Linked DNA regions of Mus musculus: region 2 is linked to region 1. The links are chromatin contacts, found by Hi-C or POLR2A ChIA-PET in ENCODE. All regions are on one chromosome and are shown on one strand. Each heading gives the region's core, a stretch centred on a gene start or an enhancer-like site at or near the end of the contact. The rest is flanking DNA. Distances are from core to core; before and after follow the strand shown.

What was found. Hi-C counts contacts between places; a loop is a spot of excess contacts on that map. ChIA-PET counts read pairs that join two places held with the same protein, here RNA polymerase II (POLR2A).
Region 2: a map of mouse trophoblast stem cell shows a loop between it and region 1 (2.2-fold over the local background). The contact joins the promoter of Ptgr2 here to the promoter of Pnma1 in region 1. A Hi-C loop is called at or near these places in 2 of 37 maps with a recorded cell type or tissue (mouse embryonic stem cell and mouse trophoblast stem cell). POLR2A ChIA-PET finds 5 or more read pairs at or near these places in 1 of 5 experiments (embryonic stem cell).

The regions. Positions count from the first base shown.
Region 1 is chr12:84,146,090-84,150,895 of GRCm38, forward strand. It overlaps Pnma1 (paraneoplastic antigen MA1), which reads right to left and starts at 2,400. Exons shown (of 1, transcript NM_027438.3): 1 at 42-2,400. The coding sequence starts at 1,838. The coding sequence ends at 777. Mideas (mitotic deacetylase associated SANT domain protein) reads right to left here. Exons shown (of 13, transcript NM_001163501.1): 13 at 3,079-4,806.
Region 2 is chr12:84,283,008-84,287,813 of GRCm38, forward strand. It overlaps Ptgr2 (prostaglandin reductase 2), which reads left to right and starts at 2,289. Exons shown (of 10, transcript NM_029880.3): 1 at 2,289-2,469.

The DNA of each region.
Region 1 (4,806 bases), core at 1,150-3,649:
GAGCTAAATTAACTGAAAAATTTTATACGTGTCAGGAAAAATGAGAATTTTCAAATTTTTATTTGTATACATCTATTCAATAACTTCAAACTTAGAACCCTTAGCGCTGACCAATTATTAAATGACTAGTCTTTGAAGTGGGGGAAGTGTAGACTGGCCACGGCCACTCCCCCTAGGACTTCTGTCTTCCACCGTGAGGAACTGATTGTGCAGCTCGGTAAAGGCCTGGTTTTTTCTAACATGCCACTTTTAGTCCGAGGATCCTTTTCAGGGAAACTGATTCCAGCGTTGAGCCGTGAGGAATTAGAAATCCGCATTTTTCAAGATGAGTAATATCTTCTAATAGAATCACATTCTTTCCATCGATACAAATTGGGAACAATTTACAGTAAAACCATCCACAGTGTTAGTAACAAACACAAGAGTTTGTACTGTACAGTCTGTGAACCTGGTGCGCGGTTAGCATCAGAACCTGCAGCTTCGCAACCACCTTGACAGGAAGTGTCACAGCTTCACGTTTGTGCACAGCTGTCAGAGATGTCGCCAGGAGGGCTGGCATCAAGCATTCACTTTAGGCAGTAAGGACCACCTTTACCGTTGCAGCTCCTGACAATCACACACTTCTGTGAATGTTACAGGAATATGCGGGCCTGACTTCCCCATCCCATCCCTCAGGAAACAAAACCAAGCCAGGAGGAGGCTGGGTGCTTGCTTTGAGTGGCAGGCTTACTAAAACGTCACAGGTATATCAAAAGCAGCCTGGCCAGTCCTAGGACTCAGAAGTGCCCCTCCAGGCCTAGCTGCAAGAGGGCGGCCTCGGCCTCCTCCTCCTCCTTCTTGGCTTCCTCCTCTCGAATCTGCACCAGTAACTGGAAGAGGTTGGGTGCAGGCCCTTCCTCAGCCCCGGCCAGCCACAACTGCCTTCGGAGGGCCCCACTGTGGTTAGCCCCAGCGATGACCTGCTCCAAGCGAGCCTGGTTCACGTTATCTTTATCAATGACCCCCTTGTCTACTACCTTTTGCAGCAGAGGCTCCAGACGGATAACATACGAAGATAACTTTTCTCCTGGGTTCTGGTAAGTGTTCAGAAATCTGACCTGTGCATCTCTAGAGCTCTCCACACTCCCAAAGACCTGCTCAAGAGCCTTCAGGCATTCTGCGGTCGTTATGGCGGCGTTGTTGGTCTTGAGGATGCGGATGACGTCAGCAGCGGGGCCTCTCAAACTCTCCATCAACCGCCGTCTCTTTTCTATATCCGACACCTGCCATTCCTCTATGATTTCATTTGAGTGCTCCAGCCAGGAATCAAAGGTTTCCTCGCCAGGCCCGGGAATGTCCTTCCCGGAGAATAACGTCAGCTTCTTATACCATATGGACTCAACAAGAGGTTGAATAACATTATCCAAAATATAGTTGAGCATCTCTGCTGGCATTTCCGGGCCTGGAGCTGGAGCAGGGTTCTGAAACCCAAGCACACGAGCAACATCTTGCACGGTCCACCCTTCCCTAGCTAGAAAGAGGTGCAGCCTTTCCAAAAAAACTGCGTCGGAAGTGGGGGGTTTAAACACCACTTTCCAGAGCCCTCCTTTGCCTGGCATCTCCCTGGGTATCAGGGAGTAATCCACTGCCCCAGTGAGCTCTAACAAGGCTGCTTTAGCATTTTCTTCCCTCCAGAACATTCTCCCCAGCACTCGATAGGATACCTGGGGCATCGCAGCTTGGAGGGTCTCTTCAATTTCGGTCTCATCACAGTTCACAGGGATCCCCCAGACCAACAGAGCTCTCTGAGAGTTCACATCCATTCCCCTGCACCAGTCTTCCAATAGTGTCATAGCCATTTCACCCAACTATTAAAAGTGCCAGTTCTACAGACACTGCTTGGACTGGCTCACGAGGCTATAGGGCCTAGGACAATACAACATGCTCTCCTCCCCCGGTAGGCCAGGGGGCGACAAGCTTCAGGCAACCACAATTACCAAAAGACACCAGAGTTCCTTCTTGTCCCTTCCGGGTCCCAAGTCAGGGTCGGGAGCCACGGGACACTCCGCCTATCACTCGAATGTCGCCCCCTTTGGTCCGGGCAGGGAGGGCTGAACTGGCTGCAGCTGTGTCTGGCGTCACCGCTTAAAGAGAGGGAGCAAGGTGGGCTCAAGACTGATGACTCCGGGCGGGAGATGGCTGGGTGCGGTCGCGGGGCGTGGCAGCTCCTCCCACCTCTCCCCGGCACGCCGGCGGGCTGAGGGTCACGCGAGGCCGTGGCTTGGCTACGTGGGGAGAGGCGGCACTCCGAGCACCGGGAACCCAAGCGGCAGGAAGCACGGGATGGGGGAGAAACTCGGCTGGAGGCAGCTCTGCCTAGCGCTTATGTCCGCGCGCTCCCGCAACGGCCGGCGTGCAGCTGCAGTGGAGGGCGGAACCGGTCCGCTTGTCTCCCCCAGTGTCACCGTGACAACTGTGTCCATGACGACGCGAGATACGCGGGCTCCAGAGGATCTGGCGGTTGCTATGGTGCCAAGAAGGGGTTTGAGGAGTCTATTCTATGACGGCGCATTTCTTTTTACACCCCCCCCCCCGCCTTCCCTGATTCTTTCTTAGCTATTGCTACGCATGCTTTATTTAATTTTGCCGTGGATTTAAGCTGGCTTTATTGATACGCATCTACCACGACGGACTTATCTCATATTGCTCATCCATTCTATGAATTCAGTCTTTAACTCTGACTTCCGGGAACCACCTGATCCCACTCTGCAACTACTTGGTTCCTCCCCACAAAACTAGGAAAGAGAATTCCATCTACTGGTTCCTGTGAGTGTCTGACTTGGCTTTCTTGTTTAAAGTGTGTGTGTGTGTGTGTGTGTGTGTGTGTGTGTGTGTGTACACAAAACCCCGTGACTACTTACCTTTGTAGCCAGGCAAACTGCAAACATATTGCCTTCTTATCCTTACTGAGTATACAAGATAGCAAAACAGAATGTTTATGGCCCCGAAAAGGCGGGTAAGTTCTCTTCAAGCAAAACAAGGCCTATCAGTCCCAGACGGCAAAAACACCCCTATAAGAATGTGGTATTCAACAATGAATTTTTTTTAAAACCTTATTTAATAAAAGGTCTTAAGATACAGAACATTCAAAAGTAAATAAGTTACATAGGTACATTACAATCACAGCAAGATTCTCTTTAGTGTATTAATTTTTTTTTTATAAAAAGCACACAAAAAATAAAATTTTCAGTCTGGTCTATCACAACTGTACACAAAGAGGTAATATTTATATTTATATATATATATATATGTACACTATTTTAATATGTAACAGTCTTTTTTAAAAAGAGTGCCACAGGCAACAAACACATGAAAGGCAGTGTCTGACCATTTTGTTTCAAAATAAAAGGAATATACTTACTTTATGCTATTAAAATATTTGTACACTAATTACAGACTGTCAAGGCTGTTCTGTGCTCCATCCTCTCCAGCAAGGCCTTTAACGTAAGAGACAAATGAGGAAAAGTTCTAACAGCTGCAATTTTTTTTTTTTTGAGGCAACAAACACAGCCAAATGTGGGTTAGACACAACTGTTTTTATATAAAAATATGCATACTTCCTGTAAAAACCTAAGGGGTTAGGCTTTGCCAGTCTAGTAATAAATAATAACCCAGAACAGTGAGCCCCAATAAAAACATTTCAACAGCTGAGGCTTGAGTACTATTGCACTCTTCCTCCTCTGTCTTTAACATCTGGCACATGAGAAGAAAGAGGTTGGGTGACTGAGGCAGTTAAATATAGGCAATCCCTTTAGACATCATGAGCACAGGGCCTCTGTGCCGGGGTGGGAGGTGGGGCGGCAAGGACGGTGGGTGGGTGGGTACTTTAGCTCTAAGGGGGCTGCTGAAGGCTTGGAGGACAGCAGTGAGGGCAAGAGACCTCAGAGATGGCCCAGAACACAGGCACGGTCAGTGTCATGGCCTTCTCTGAATGCAGGTGGAAGCTGGGGGACAGGCAGGGTGACACTGTATAGGGACGTTATTGTCAAACAGGGAGCTCTGAATAGAAAGAACAACAAAAGCCAAGCCCAGTGTGTTCGTACGAGAAAGCACCAGTAAGGACGCGCCTGCGCCAGCCTCCGGCCGCACGTGCATCTCCGCTTTGAACTAGTTCAGTTTCCACACGGGCGCGCTGGAGCATGGGCCCCTCTAAAACAGTGTCTGGTGGGATCACTACCTAAAGGTACCATCTTTATCCCCCCACCCCCACCCCGGCTATAGTCATCTGGTCTCTGTGAACTTAGAAAAGTTCTTGCTTTTTTGCTGTTTTTAATTAAGATTTCTAAGGATTAGTTGGTACCACTGAGCAGAGGAGTCTCATGTGGCTGAAGGATCTCATGTGGCTGCTATCACCTGTCCACCAAGGGGCCTGAGCCAGATATGGTTTAAATAGAAAAGAACCTTGGGAAACCTAAGTGGCACTTTGGGGCTGAGCTGTGAAGGCACGCGTTATAGAAGTGATTTAGAAGAGATCCTAAACTTGTTGCCCTCCTGCTTCTAGAGGGTACCACATTTTTGTAATCCCGGGACTTCGAGCTGATAGAAGCCTATGAAGGAAACAAACCGGGGAAACTGAAGGTTAAGGTAACTGTCTAGGTATCTAGGGGGACAGGTTTGTTATTTCCACCCGCAGCTCTCTCATAGAACCATACTAATGTGTAAATGAATGTAAGAAATACCCAATAGTCTACAGCTTCAAAACAAAACCCCATCTCTATTTCCAATTCCCAACGGGCTGTAGGCTATTTCCGCTCCTTACTAACATTC
Region 2 (4,806 bases), core at 1,039-3,538, 140 kb after region 1:
AGGCAGAGGCAGAGGCAGAGGCAGAGGCAGAGGCAGAGGCAGAGGCAGAGGCAGAGGCAGAGGCAGAGGCAGAGGCAGAGGCAGAGGCAGAGGCAGAGGCAGAGGCAGAGGCAGAGGCAGAGGCAGAGGCAGAGGCAGAGGCAGAGGCAGAGGCAGAGGCAGAGGCAGAGGCAGAGGCAGAGGCAGAGGCAGAGGCAGAGGCAGGCAGGTATGGTTTTTACCTCCCGTGTGTGTTATTTCTTTAGAATCTATGTTTGGGTTTGGCATTATGAACAGTTATCACTTCCATGAAAATGTATTTGTTTAGCACCAAATTATCTCTGTTGCGTGGAGTGGCTATGTAGTAAGAAGGCTAGACATACTTTAATTCTTCCTCCTGAGTAATTTGCAATCTGAAAGAGATGACTTCACAGGAATTCAAATGGAGTCATTGTAGTTTAAAAGGTCATTTAGCAAACGATTACATAAACCTATCAGATTAAATGCTTATATTTAGTAGGAATGTTGGGGCGAGGGACGCAGACTGTGCCACAGTTTGTTTGCATTAGGTTGGGGGGAGAAAGGTTGGCACCTCCCTCAAGTTAAGTCTGGAAAACATTTATCTCTGGCACCGGTTAAAGGATGAGAGACAACGCAAAGCTGCAGAGAAGGAAGAGAAGGGGATCCTGAACTCACAGCAAAGGCAGAAACAGAAGGACGTATTTGCTCTCATTTGGGGACTTGTTCCTTTACGTTTAGTTCCTTCATCTTGGCGCTTGAGTGATTAATCTCCATTTCCACATTAGTAAAATGGCAGTGGCCGCAACCTTGAAAATAAAAACCAAAGCCAGTGCTGGCACCTTCAGTCCAGGCACTCAGAAGGGAGAGGCAGGTGGATCTCTTTGAGTCTAGGCCAGCCTGGCCTACAGAGTGAGGTCCAGGATACCCAGGCCTATGTAGCGGCACCGTGATGCAAACCAAACCGCACCACACCACACCACAAAAAATAAAAATAAAACCATATCAGGAAAAAAATACCCATATGATACATGGTACAACTCAAGTCATACAAACGACTGTAACCCTTAGTGTGAAGAGAAAATTCAGAAGGGAGGAAAATAAATAAACCTGAACTCCTCCATGCAGTTTTTGAACATCTGAGACCTGGAGAAAAGGGGACTTCACATCAAAAAGGGCCCAAACTAAGTTTCTTCTCTTTGAGTTTTAGATGTAATCTATAGTCTCCCTCTGTTTTCTGCTATCACTTTTATTGTTTTTGAGCGTTTCCTCTTTCTCTGGTTCACTCAGCTGACCACCAAGAGATCAGATCCTGCTGGAAAGTTATTTGGAATGTGGTAACAGTCTCCTACCCCATTCTTCAAGTTTTCCAAACGAAGTGAAAATGTTCAGATGTTCTGTTACCCGGGCCTCCAGTCCATCTGATGGCTGCCCATTTGCCGGCGGTACTGGTATTTTTCAGCTACTCTTTATACCAGAGTTAGAGCTCCGCGATTAGCCCTTGCTGGAATACAGTGCTAAGGGCGATTCCTACAGCCGCTTGATTAAGTCCGTTAGGGTTTGCAGTTCCTGGAGATCCCAAGTTATTCTAGAAACAAACCACACCCGATAGTGACTAGTCAAGTGGTTCTCAAACCATGAGTTTCTAGCTTCTTGGGGTCCCCTTAGACCATCGGAAAACATTTCCATTACGGGTCGAAACAATAGCAAAATAACAATTATGAAGTAGCAATGAAAATAATTTTATGGTTGGGGGGGTCACCACGCACGAGGGTCACAGCATTAGGAAGGTTGAGAACCGCTGCTTTAGTCCTCTAGATCTCAGCTTGTTCACCTACAAAACAAGGGTTAGACTTGATGCTATTTCTCACTGTGATTCCCCAACCTAAGACTCAGTGAATCTAACATGAATCAAGTTTCTTCCAGAGGCTGGGGCTGGCTGTCAGGGCGTCTGCCTAGACCGTGCCAGGACGCGGGTTCAACCTCTGGGGGCACAAGAGGACACAGGGGACTTGATCTGAAGTCATTAGTTAATTTGCTCTCTTGGTCCTGGAGGCGGGGTCGGCCACGGAGCCCTAATGAGGTTAACTTATGGATACTCCTTGCCTAGACTAGCAACGTATCCTGTGATTCTCACCAACCTTGGGGACCAAAGGATCGCGTATGAACTTCAAAACCCCGGCCCTAGGAGACGAGAGGGCAAGGAGGCCGGCTTAGTCCTGCGCTTGCGCAGTGTGGTCCTAGGGCTAAGGTCGTGCCGCCAGCTGACCCTTCGCTGTTCATCAAATCCCGCGAGATCTCAAACTGACAGACACGCAGGGGGGCCACTGTATCGCTGCACCGGAAGCTGGATTAAGCCCGCAGAAAAGGAGGAAGTGCCGAGCCAGGGTGACCTGTGGGCGTCCTCCTCGAGCTCCGGGCGACACCGGCGGTATAGCTTGGGACGCTAGACTAGGGAATGCCCCGTAACAGGTGCTCTCCGTTTTGTAAGAATTCCGAGGGTGAAGTTTGGGCGCGACTGTGTTTGAGGTGCTTCAGATTTGAACATCTATTGAGCGCCTACTGTGTGCCACGCATAGGGGTATACTTATGTCATGTTGAAAAACCTCAGCACCAAGAGGTTTTGATCCTCTTGGTGCTGAGGATCCAGGAAGTCGGCTTGAAAATGTGAGATTACTAGTAATTTCTGTGAAAGTGGTTAGTCGTGGGAGCCATAGAGGAAGGTTGGCTTTCTGAGGTGGACATTTGCACACGATGGCATAGACAGCACAGGGAAGGTCAGCAGAGCCCTTTGTGGCAGAATGGTTGAACAAAGTACGGCTAAACAGGAAGTGTGTTTTATTAAAAGATATTGGGGATAAGTTGTGCGACCTTGGACAAGTTATTCAGCCCCTGTATGGCGTCTGTGAAAAGGATAGCATGTTTGCAACTTCATGGCGGTGGTGTTTGAGGACGGAGTTGTATTTAAGCAAGCTGATTAATAATTTATTTTCTTCTGTATTGGGAATTGAGTCCAAGATCAGCCTTCCACCTCCCCTATGCATGCTGGGCAAGAGGTTTTTACTACTGGGCTATATTGCCAGACTGTTTTTCATTTTTATTTTGGGACAGGTTCTCACTAATTTGCCCAGGCTGGCCTTGAATTTGCCGTCTGTATTCCATCTGCCCAATAACTGGGATTACAAATGTAAGACGCTACCATGCTAGAGCATGTCAACTCACCCAGTTCTGGGATGCCTGGAAACATTCAGGAAATAAACTATATGACCCCTCCGAGGTCCCACCCAGCTAGAAACAGAACATGTCCTTTGCCCTTGTGAGTTCAGTGAGCTTTTCCTTACAATAGTCTGCTACACAGATGCTTAAGGCGTATTTTTAATGACTGTCATTGAACCAGATCTTTTGGTGGTATTTTAGAATGGTCGAATCAATTAGAAACCCACTTTAATTTAACAGCAAATGGGGTTTACTGAGGTCTACTCAGCTCTGCCTCCATTATGATGCCTCCTAACCCACTGCCCTTCAGGTCTTGAATGTGATCTTTATTTTAGATGGAGAACCTGTGAGTAAGTCATGGTTGATTTTGTTTGTTTGTTTGTTTGTTTGTTTTCGAGACAAGGTCTCTCATATCCCAGAATTCTGGCCTTGAATTTTGTTATGTAGTTAAGTCTGGCTTTGAACTCATTCCTCTCTCTTCTACCTCCCATGTGCTGAATTACAGGTGGGAGGCATCACACTGGCTCTGTTATGTGTATCTAGAGAAATAAGGCAGAATGCTGAAAATGGAGAACAGATAACTGTCACCGTGTGATGCCTAACACTGACTGTCAACTTGGGGGGATCAGAAATCACTGAATAGACAAGTTCAAGGTGTACCCATGAGGGATTGGCTTCATTTTAAGATGACTAAGGTGGGAAGATTCACCCCAAGGCTGAGTAGGACGATTTTTTAGGTTTGGGTCCTGGACTGAATAAAAACGACAAAGCCAGTTGAACACCAGCATTCCTTGTTCTGGTTTTTTTTTTTTCCCTAAAGACTTATTTATTTTATGTATATGTGTACACTGTAGTTGTGAACCTTCATGTGGTTGCTGGGAATTGAATTTAGGACCTCTGTTCACTCTGGTTGGCTCTGCTCATTTATTATTATAAATAAGTGCACTGAAGCCGTCTTCAGACGCACTCATTACAGGTGGTTGTGATCCACCATGTGGTTGCTGGGAATTGAACTCAGGACCTTTGGAAGAGCAGTTGGTACTCTTACCCACTGAGCCATCTCGACAGCCTCGTTGTTCTTTTTCTTGACTGTTGGTGTGGTGTGAGTGACTGCTTCAAGCACCCAGAGTGACTTCTCCATGACGACTGTGCCCTTAAACTGTAGCCAAAATAACCCTTGTCTCCTCTGCCTTCAGTTGCTCCTGTCAGGGTATTTTATCACAGCAATAGGAAAAGAAACTCAGGCAGTTGGGCAGCAGTCCTTTGATTGAAGATTTAGCCATCACAGTACAGGTAATAACCACTCAAGGACAGTCTGACAGTTGTAGCTGAATAAACTTGGTTTTTAATTTTTATGTGATTTCTATACATGGTGATTCCATAGGCAGTATCTGTGGCTGGGTGTAAAGAGATGCACTTGGAGTCTGCACCCAGTTGGAGGGTGTGACAAGGGACATGCTGGAACTCAGGAATTTGAGCACCTAGCAGCCATATCTCCCCACTATACTAAATGATGTGACGAATAAGATGTAGACAGCACTGCCTTTATAGATGCCCACCCCATCCTGCCCCCAACCCCAATCTGAAGCATTG